Regions from separate parts of the Homo sapiens genome. Here region 1 is linked to region 2. Evidence: chromatin loops called from intact Hi-C (ENCODE). Cell type or tissue: endothelial cell of umbilical vein. All regions are shown on one strand. Each heading gives the region's core, and the rest is flanking DNA. Links, peaks and the distances in the headings are about the cores only. Region 1 holds the start of AFG1L (AFG1 like ATPase). Region 2 overlaps AFG1L (AFG1 like ATPase).

Region 1 (5,382 bases), core at 111-5,110, 200 kb after region 2:
ATTCATGATCTCCAAAATGAGGATAATGAGGAATAATAAGATAATGTATGTAGAAAGTACTTAGTATATTGTATGACACAGAATAAGCATTCAGTGAATTTTATATGTTATAATGATGCTCCTTAAATCTTTAATGTTCATAAATCATGGTATATACATAGAATGGAATACTATTTTTAAAACTTAAAACACGAGGCAGTTCTATTCATATGAAATTGATATGGTATTGATATGGAATGATCTCCAAGCTACTAAATTTAAAAAGAAATTAACAATTAACAGAATTAACTGCTGTATACACAAAACAATGTGTACAGCATGTTACTACTTCTATTTTTTTAATACCATTATCTATATATGTATATGCTTATACATACACAGAATATATCTGGAAGAATACATAAGAAACTAGTATCACAGATTGCCTCTGAGGAGAAAAACTAAGCAGCTAAGGGATAGGGATAGAAAAAAGCCTTACATTTTGCCATATTCTTTCTTGCACCTGTTGAAATTTATAGCATTTGCTTTTATTGACTACCAAAAATGAAAAATAAAATTTATATTATAATCCACAGCTTACACTACCAGAATATTCCATTATATCTTTATTTATTTATTTACTTTTAACGACTACTCCAGCAGATCAGGGCTACCCCCAGGCAGTGTGTGGAGCCTATTCCATTATACTAAATGCATTATGCTAATCTTTGCAGAAAGACGTAAGGTGACCTAATCAAAGTTCTAGTATTAATTTCAACTGCATTGATGATAAGGGTCAAAGATTGTCATATTTTTAGCTAAATTAATAAATAATCTATTAAGGTATATACCTTATTAAGGTCTATCAATCTATTAAGGTATATTACAGGGGTTGCTTGGATTTGAGAAAAAGGAAAACGAGTATGTGGATGAGGGAGACAAGGAGAATAATTTCATTCATTCATTCACTCAAAAATCATATTTGCACGTCAAGTACCAATCATTGCGCTAAGTGCTTAGGAAACAATGACACAATGTCCTTGCCTTTGAAAATCGTGCAGTTTAGTGCGAATACATGAATAGAGCAGTAAAACTGGCACTCTTGGTTACTCAGAATATACATTCATTCATTCATTCATGAACATATAACTGAATGAAGGAAGCCAGGGAGAAAGAAAGCCCGGTGACAAAATAATTCCACTGAAGCCCCTAGTGACTTGAAAAGAACACCAAGAATCGATCCCTCAATCTGAGAATGTGTGTGGACCTTCCTTCCTAGAATCACGAGAGACATCAGGGCCTGCAGAGGTCCCAGGCGCGGCTCTTCCTCCAGTGCCCGTCAGTCACCAGCCCCGAGAGCTTGGAAAACGCAGAGGGTAGGGGTCCCCAGGCCCCAACCCCACACCTGCATCTCTTCAAGCCAGGCACTCCCACTAGGTTCAGCTCTCTAAACGTCCCGGAAGGAACAAACTCTGAGTCAACCTCTGACCCTCAAAATGAAAGTCACTCAGGGTCATTTCCCTCAGTGCTCAGGGCTCATTCACAGACAGTATAAAAGGTCAAGAGAAATGGAAACTCCTCTCGAGGAGCCCTCAGCTTCGTGAAAGCAGGAGACACCTGGGGTAGATCGGACAGGGAGGGTAATCCCAGAGGCTTCTCCAGTCATATGCAGTCGGCTCGGACTACTCATGGCACAGTCACTGACCTTTCCAAAAGGGCTTCCCAGGGGCGGTGGCCAGAGGAGCGAGAGCGGCGGCCCAGGCCCCGCACCCAACACATCTCCCTCTCAGCGGGCTCTGTGCTAAGGGGCGCAGGGTAACCAAGAGCGACCAGGAGGCCGCCATCTTGAACTCCGTACGAGGAGAGGAAGAGGAAAACTTTATTGGAACCCAGAAGAGAGACGGTGGCAAAGTCAAACCCCGCCGTGCACGCTGAAGGCTCCACCCGAGAGAACCAAGGGATCAGTTAGGGAACGTGACCTCCAGTAGCCACATGGGCGGGCTGCACTCCCGTGCCCTCCCGTCCTTCCGGACGCTGCCAGCCGGGACTACGACTCCCAGCATGCAGTGGGGTGGGGCGGGGTGGAACGGAACAGGCAGCTCCAGTCTGGGCAGTGGGAGGGAGGGCGATTCTCCGCCCGGCGCTGGCGGCCGGCCGAGGAACCCGAAGTTTTCAAGGAATTGGGAAGTGATTATGACGGGTAGGCAGGTAACCACTCTTGAGCCTTTTAAGTTAGCTCACATGACCGAGATTCCGAAACCTGAATAAAATGGAGGTGACCCAATGGGCCCTCGGGTTTTAACGGAAGAGTGGTGTCACTTCGTCACACCTCCCTAAATGGTAGGCCCATTTTTTATTTTATCTCCAGCGTCCAACTCATCTTTGACGAGTACCTGAAATGTGCGCCTACCGCTTTCCCTTTTCGTATTTGAATAATATAAATGGTACGCACTCAAATGTTTTGAAAGATTGTATAAGTGGCATGGGAAAGCCAAGGGCCTAAGAAGGACTGTCGGTGGACGGAGAAGTCATGGGACAGTGTATCCGAAGGGTAACTTCTCATTGATCTGCCCTAATTTGATTAAACAATAAATGCTTTGACATACTATAATAAGCGAATTAGGAGTACAAATTGCTGTCCAGAAGAGGCTGGCAATCCAGTAAGCGAGATGAATTCCAGAAAAGATAATACAGGCCGGGCTAGGTGGCTCATGCCTGGGAGGCCCAGGCAGGAGAATCGCTTGAGCCCGGGAGTTTGAGACCAGTCTGGGCAACATAGCGAGATCCTGTCTCTGCAAAAAATACAAAACTGGGCATGGTGGCCTGTGCCCTGTAGTCCTAGTTACTAGGGAGGCCGAGGTGGGGGTTGCGTCCAGGAGGTGGAGGCTGTAGTGAGCTGGGATTGTGCCACTGCACTCCTGCCTGGGAGACAGAGTGAGTCCCTGTCTCAAAAAAACAAAAAAAAAACAAAAAAAAAAAAAAAAAGAGAAGGCCCGGCGCGGTGGCTCACGCCTGTAATCCTAGCACTTTAGGAGGCTGAGGCAGGCGTATCACCTGAGGTCAGGAGTTCAAGACCAGCCTAGCCAACATGGTGAAACCCTGTCTCTACTAAAATACAAAAATTAGCCGGCATGATGGCAGGTGCCTATAATCCCAGCTACTTGGGAGGCGGAGGCAGGGAGAATCGCTTGAATCCGGGAGAGGGTGGCTGCAGTGAGTCGAGATCGTGCCACTGCACTCCAGCCTGGGCAGCTGAGCGAGACTCTGTCTCAAAAAAAGAAAAGAGAAGAGGAGGGGAGGGGAAGGGGGAGTGAAGGGGAGGGGAAGGGGGAGTGAAGGGGAGGGGAAGGGGGAAGGGGGAGGGAACAAAATACAAAGACTTTTAGAATAAATTTTTTTAAAAATAAAGATAATTCAGTGTTGTGGAATCAATGAGAGAGCAGTTTGGCTGGTAAATCAAAAAGGCCTTCTAAAAACTCAACTTTTGTTTTTTTGTTTTTTGTTTTTTTTTTTTTAAGAGAAGTGGCCTCACTATGTTGCCCAGGCCCAAGTGCTGTGGCTATTCACAGACTCCATCATTGTGCATAGTAGCCTTGAACACCTGAACTTACATGATCCTCCTGCTTCAGCCTCCCCAGTAGCTGGGACTACAGGTGCCAACCACCATCCCAAGCTTTAAAGCTTTTTTTTTTTTAATTTTTAAAAACATGGACTACTTCACGAATTTGTGTGTCATCCTTGCGCAGAGATCATGCTAAAAGATAATTCAGTGTTGTGGAATCAATGAGAGAGCAGTTTGGCTGGTAAATCAAAAAGGCCTTCTAAAAACTCAACTTTTGTTTTTTTGTTTTTTGTTTTTTTTTTTTTTAAGAGAAGTGGCCTCACTATGTTGCCCAGGCCCAAGTGCTGTGGCTATTCACAGACTCCATCATTGTGCATAGTAGCCTTGAACACCTGAACTTACATGATCCTCCTGCTTCAGCCTCCCCAGTAGCTGGGACTACAGGTGCCAACCACCATCCCAAGCTTTAAAGCTTTTTTTTTTTTAATTTTTAAAAACATGGACTACTTCACGAATTTGTGTGTCATCCTTGCGCAGAGATCATGCTAATCTCTGTATCGTTCCAATTTTAATATATGTGCTGCCAAAGCAAGCACTACAAGCTTAACTTTTAAGAGATAAAGACCTTCCAAGAACAGGGAATACAGTGAAGTCAGGCAGGCAAGAAAGTCTGGAGTATAGGAAGGAGAAACTTCAGTTGTGTGAAAACAAATGAAAAGACTACACTAAGAAGAACTCTAGGAAGTCAGACAGTTGGTCCACACTAGAAGAGGGATTCCAAAGAAACAAGAAAGAGAAAGTGTAGCACGGTATAATAATTTAGAGACGTCTCTACCAACTTGGTCAAATCATTCATGGAAAAAATTATTTTGATTGTATCTGTCAAAATAAGCCAATTTACACGTACTATTTATCTTCTCTCTGTAATTCCACTGCCTGACATGACAAACTGTTCTTCCATACTATGGTGATTTTTTTTTTATTTTGTTGCTAATTTTTGGTGTGACACTTTGTGAAAGACCTTTTGAAAAATCTGATTGTTTCTCCCTTGACTTGCATATGTATTTATCACACTCAAAAGACTCTCAGAGAGTATTTAGATTTCATTATGTTTGCTCCGAAAAATCACTTGCCTTGGCCAATGAAATTATCCTTTATTAGAAATTCCAACAGCTTAATAATTATGGAGGTGATATAAGCACTCATGGATAATTTGATGCCAAAGAAGACCTACAGGAAATTTTCACATGGTTGTGCAAGTAGAAACTTAGGAAATTAACTTTATTTTGTACAAATGTAAGCTAATTTAGAGGGAAATAACTTAGATTAACTTAATAACTTAGATTGTAATTGATGTATTCAATTATATTATAATTGATGTAGTCAAGAGAATGACCAGAAGACTAAGTAGCCATTGTAAACCATTTTATTAAAACATTAATCCTGCTGTTCCTGCAATTCCTAAAACAAATTAAACAAAATAATTAGCCTGAAAAAATTTTTTAACATTGTCAGGAAAACTATTTGAAATAAGTCATAAAATTACAAGGTATTTTCTTGTCCTTATTTAAAAAATCTTCCTAGAGAAAATGGCAAGTAGCTCTGGCATCTAATATTAAGCATAAAACCAAACTAAAATAGTCTAGAGAAGGACAAATACAATGAAAGAAATGAGGAAATAAGAAAGAAAGTGGTCAATAGAAAACATACTGAGTCAGGAGTTATATTTCAGCTCTGATTTTGTCACTAATTCAAGCTCTCTCTGTTTTTCTTCTTTTTCTTTTTTTTTTTTTTTTGAGACAGGGTCTTTCTCTGCCACCCAGGCTGGAGTGCAGTGGTGG
Region 2 (5,382 bases), core at 93-5,092:
ATCTGTATAGACTCCTCCTTATAAACCCTTTGTAGGAATACGCTGATAGCTGTTCATTAAACAAACATGCGTGGTATCTTACTTTATTTACATGGCAATGACAATACTTCATATCTTAAAGAGAAGTACCTTTTAATAGAAAATGCTTGAATGGAATTAGGATGAATGTATCCTTTTCAAAACAAACTGAAAATATCACACGAATTGATGTTAAGACTATTTTTATGTGCCAGATTCCAAAATAATAAATATAATAATTAGAAAAACAAGGCTGGGTGTGGTGGCTCATGCTTGTAATCCCAGCACTTTGGGAGGCCGAGATGGGTGGATCACTTGAGGTCAGGAGTTGAAGACCAGCCTGGCCAACATGGTGAAACCCCATCTCTACTAAAAATACAAAAAAAATTTAGCTGGGCAGGGTGGTGCACGCCTGTAATCCTAGCTACTCAGGAGGCTGAGGCAGGAGAATCACTGGAACCTGGGAGGCGTAGGTTGCAGTGAGCTGAGATGGGACCACTGCACTCCAGCCTGGGTGACAGAGCAAGACTCTGTCTGAAAAAAAAAAAAAGAAAAGAAAAGAAAAAAAGAAAGAAAAGCAGAGCACTGAAATGTGTGTATTTGCAGAGTAAATAATTTCCCAAGATTCATATGGCACCTCAATATGAGAAATCTCACGAATATGAAGTCCAAACACCCAGCTGGGAAATATCTCACCATTCTAGAAAATATCACCAATTCTTAACACATTCTGCTTCTCAGGGTGTTCTTTGGAGTGCTGAGGGAAAGTTTTGCCATTTGATTTACACAGTCTCAATGGCAGGAGGTTGGTTCTACCTAAATCTGCCAGATTTTTGCTAAATTCTCATCCCCTTTTAATGGTTAATACAGTATTTTTTTGCGGGGTGGGGGGGGCATATTTTGCTTGTAGAAACAATGACTTAACAAAAAAATCAATGTGACAAACTAGAGGAGGGTACACTCCTCTACTCTACTCGACCAGCTTTGTGTATGTAATAAAGAGATCTCCAAATTCTGGAGATGTCTAATTCTGGGGATCCTGAAACTGACAATTTTCTCAAGACACAAGCCACATCAAGTCAGGTCTATCGAATCAGATCTACCAGGTGAAAAGCACCGTGCTGGACTCACTGGGGCAGGGGAGCAGGGGGAGCGGGGATGGAAACAATTGGCATAAAAACAGAAAACCAAAATGAAAATGTGACGCCAGGTGTGGTGACTCACACCTGTAATCCCAGCAGTTTGGGAGGCCGAGACGGGCGGATTGCTTGAGCTCGAGACTGGCCTGGCCAATATGACAAAACCCCATCTCTACTAAAATACAAAAATTAGCAAGGCATGGTGGCACAGGCCTGTAGCTACACAGGAGGCTGACGTACAAGAATCGCTTGAACCTGAAGGGCGGAGGTTGCAGTGAGCTGAGATCATGCCACTGCACTCCAGCCTGAGTGACAGTGAGACTGTGTCTCAAAAACAGAAGAAAAAGAAGATGAAGAAGTAGGAAATCGTCCTAATTAGCATCATCATCATTAATGAGCATCGCTAAATGTAAGCATCAATACAACTCCAAGACAATACATAACAACTGCAAAAGCATATCCACGACATGGTAAAAATTAGTGGAATGGGTTGTACTAACCACCTGGGACTGAATGAACCAGACTATACCTTGCTAATTACCTGGTATCTGTTGTTTGGTAGACATCTAAAATCTAGGAGAAGTCAAGTTGCTCCTTTTGGAAATGGGATAAACTGGGTTCGACCGTACAACAGAATTAACAACAGCAAATGAGCTAGTGTAGCTCAGAGCCCCCACTCAGAAAGACCCTCCATATTTCTAGAGTTAGAAAGTCTTGCCTAGCTTCTTTATTCAGCTTAAGTTTTCAGCTTAACTGTAGTGTGAGGGGCAGTCAGAAGGCAGAGGGAGTCTGTGAAGAACAAGGCTGCTGCTTTGGTTTGTGAGGCTGGAGGAAATGGGTCTTCACACACCTTGGCTCACCATGTTCTGGAAGCTATCTTCACCACCAGACGATTTAGCCTGGCTCGACTCTCCTCCTAGTTCTCACAGTATCTAAGGTTTCTGAATTAAAGAAACCAGAGGTTTAAGCTTTGGAGTTTATCAGATGCTGTGGGAACACTTCGGATCACTAGGTTTTGATTCTCACGGCTCCCTTGCTAAGATTTGTTTAGCTTCAGGCCAATCCTAAGCAAACCCTGTTCTAGAAAAACAGGAACAGCACAAGTGAGCTGGATAGTACATTACAGTAAGCATTTAGCCTAATAAAAGAACCCATACTTTCCAGATCCAGGAACACAGATAATATAACATTTTTTAAAAACATGCCGTTACAAATGTATGTCTCTCTCTGTGTGTGTGTGTGTGTGTATAATTATTTGATTGGTTAGTTTAATATTTTTGAGAAGCTTTTTGTTAAAAGGCATTTACTTTAACATGATCCTGTACTGTTAAACATGTACAATTCACCCTTTAAAGTCATAAAGAACAAAGAAAAAATTTATTGTAACTGCATTAATAGCTAGTCCTGTGAAATTACTCTGAATATTAGCAATCCAGTAGATACAAAAAAAAAATACTGGCAAGGGGAAGAAAAATAGCCCAACTGTTGCTAGAATTATTTCACAAGCTCCTTTGTTAAAATAATGTTGTAATAACTCCTTCTAATTTCCCACTGGAAAAGGTATTTTCTTAGCTAGTTCAAAACAGAAGGAAGTTTAAACATTATCATGAATGCCTCAGACATAGTGCTGTGATATCTGATTGTCCAGACTACAGAACATAATAAGTGAATGTGGCCAAGGCTGAAATATGTTTCCACCACTTTTGTATTCTCTTTCTGAATATAATGATTTTAATAAGAAAGTATATAATAATGATGAAGTAATTAGTACCAGCATTATTCTACCATAATCATTGAAATCAGTACTTAATCATTAACATAATCAAGCCATCCTGATTGTACCCTCAGTAGAGGGCAGTATTTGCTACATCTCCTTGGGAGGAAAGACTTGTACATTTGTCTGGCTTTGAGATCTACCCAGAAGAAATGGGAAAGATGAGCTGCATAGTGCAAGGTCAGGTTCTAGACTCTCTGACACCAGTCTTGCATGTGCATGTGACATGAAAGGTGAACCAGTGTTAACTTTTTCCTTTGGAAATCAGAGCTAAGTGGCACAAAAAGAGATATTTAGGATCCCAAAATGAAAAAGGAGAAAAGGCTTTAGAATAGCTAAGAAGTTATTTTAAATTTGAGAACTGTAACTTCTGAACACGTTAAAGTCTTGTAAATGCAGAGGTTTTGTTACTTTTGTTTTGCTTTTTGCTGTTGTTTTTGTTTGTTTTGCTTTCTTTGTGAGAGTCCATTGGAAAGAAATGGAACTCTCTCAGGCTTGGATATTTGAAAAGCTTAATCAGAGCTGGAAAAGAAGTGGATATTGAAGAGTTGCTTTCTTCCTCCCACTCTTCTGCTTTCCAAATCATGGAAATACTCAGTTAAAAATTCTAATTCATATTCAAAAGATATTAAAAAGTGAATCAGGGCAAGACTGAATATCTCCCCGTGCTGCTGGAATAAAGGGCCAAGCCCTTCAAACTATGAGTAAGACTAACAGAATTATTCACTTCATCTTCTTGCCAAAAGACAACCTTGAATTATCTGCTGCCCAAATTTTATTAAAAGATAAAAACATCCATGAAAGGCCGGAATAACATGCATCTATTCAATCTCTAAACATTTAGAACTATTTTTTCTGGATCAAGCCAGATAAATAAAGAGAAAAGCTCAGCTGTAAAGTACTATTTTTGCCCTTATAGCATAGTTTCATTAAACTTTACTTTGTCATTATGTTTTCAGCTTGGATATAAGAATCTATCAGATACAAGCATATGTCGGCAGCAGGAATGGTGCTGAGGAAATGTCTCCTGGCATCTTTCAGAAGTCCATTTATGAAAGGTACAAGTGCCAGTAAAAATCATCACTTCTGAGTAACTGGTTTGTTTTTATCTTCTAACTTACTGAATATCTTTTCCCCTCTTTGGCTGATAGAAGGCTGAGTGTTGACTTAATTGTTTGATTTTAAGAACTATGTAGAAGTTTATGATGTAGATTTATGTATATTAACTTTTCTGTCTTTCAGCTTAAGTATTCATTATTTTCCCTTTGTCCTGATTTTTAAAAAATTTAATTCTGTGTGTATATGGTTGTGTGTGTGTATCTGTACACACATATAAAATACTTTTTGGAATCAGATAAGACATAAATAAATCCATGCTAAAATTATTCTATTTCTGCTTAAAGCTTATTTCATCTGCTTTCAGTTAAACAGGAGGCAAAAGAGAATCAGGGAAATAAAATGTCAGTAAGAACTTCAGATAATAAACAGCAGTGCCTCTTTTGATTTTGTTAGTTACCAAGTATGTACTGAGCATCCGTCAGTAGAGAGAGATATTCTTAGAGAAGGTGGGTTTTCAACAGAGGGAAATAGCCCAGTGTAGGGAAGTAGAAATCTATTTCATGAACACGAAATTGAATGGAATTTGGCATAAAGAAGTAGCCTGAGAAAGACAAAGCATCGTTGGCTTTAATAAAGCAGTGAAGGGGGAGATTAAGAAGTGCATTGCAAAGGCTGCAGTTCGGATGATGTGACTATGTAACTATTTGGATTTATATAGGACATGATAGGGAGACAATGCAGAAAGTTCAGGAAAGAAATTGACAGTACAAACATGTATGCAAGATAATTTTTATATTCCCATGTAAATGTGTATAGTAATTTACAACTTACAGTTTTTCACATATGCTAAGGCTAAAAAGCAGTAAGATTAGGTAATTAATAAACTTATGACAGTGGCTTACTATATTAAGATTTTCTACAAAGTAACATCCAAACCCTAAGATATTACTGATCTAGTAAATTACTTCTGTTTTTTTGTTTGTTTGTTTGCTTTTGAGACGAAGTCTCTCTCTGTCGCCAGGCTGGAGTGTACTGGCGTGATTTCGGCTCACTACAACCTCCGCCTCCTGGGTTCAAGTGATTCTCCTGCTTCAGCCTCCCGAGTAGCTGTGACTAAAAGGCATGCGCCACCACACCCAGCTAATTTTTGTATTTTTAGTAGAGATGGGGTTTTACCATGTTGACCAGGATGGTCTCCATCTCTTGACCTTGTGATCCACCCACTTCAGCCTCCCAAAGTGCTGGGATTACAGGCGTAAGCCACCGCGCCTAGCCTAGTAAATTAATTCTATGTTTTAAAAGTCTTCAGTAAAATGGTGAGGAACGTGTATAGTTTCTCCTGTGCCTTTGATTAAACTATACTAGTCCTCTGGCTCTGTTTCCTTCCATTGA

The links. Peaks named below come from ENCODE experiments on the same cell type or tissue, not always from the same donor. Only the 100,000 strongest peaks of a DNase experiment are listed, where the experiment ranks them.
Region 1: a loop joins it to region 2, with 3 times the contacts of the local background. A loop is called at or near these places in 2 of 110 quality-filtered maps.

Annotation. Positions count from the first base shown.
Region 1 is chr6:108,291,521-108,296,902 of GRCh38, reverse strand. AFG1L (AFG1 like ATPase) reads right to left here and starts at 1,849. Exons shown (of 13, transcript NM_145315.5): 1 at 1,685-1,849. The coding sequence starts at 1,823. It also overlaps the pseudogene RNU6-1144P. RefSeq lists an enhancer at 1,508-1,997. In endothelial cell of umbilical vein, for the core only: no CTCF peak of the experiment used is centred there; DNase peaks (open chromatin) are centred at 1,822 and 2,042; H3K4me3 peaks cover 1,469 bases; H3K27ac peaks cover 1,195 bases.
Region 2 is chr6:108,489,962-108,495,343 of GRCh38, reverse strand. All of the region lies in intron 10 of AFG1L (AFG1 like ATPase), which reads right to left. It overlaps LOC124901370 (a long non-coding RNA gene), which reads left to right. Exons shown (of 3, transcript XR_007059698.1): 1 at 1-3,989. Among named protein-coding and RNA genes, the nearest start is that of FOXO3, 68 kb to the left of the region's middle. In endothelial cell of umbilical vein, for the core only: a CTCF peak has its summit at 3,008 (motif pointing right); a DNase peak (open chromatin) is centred at 3,043.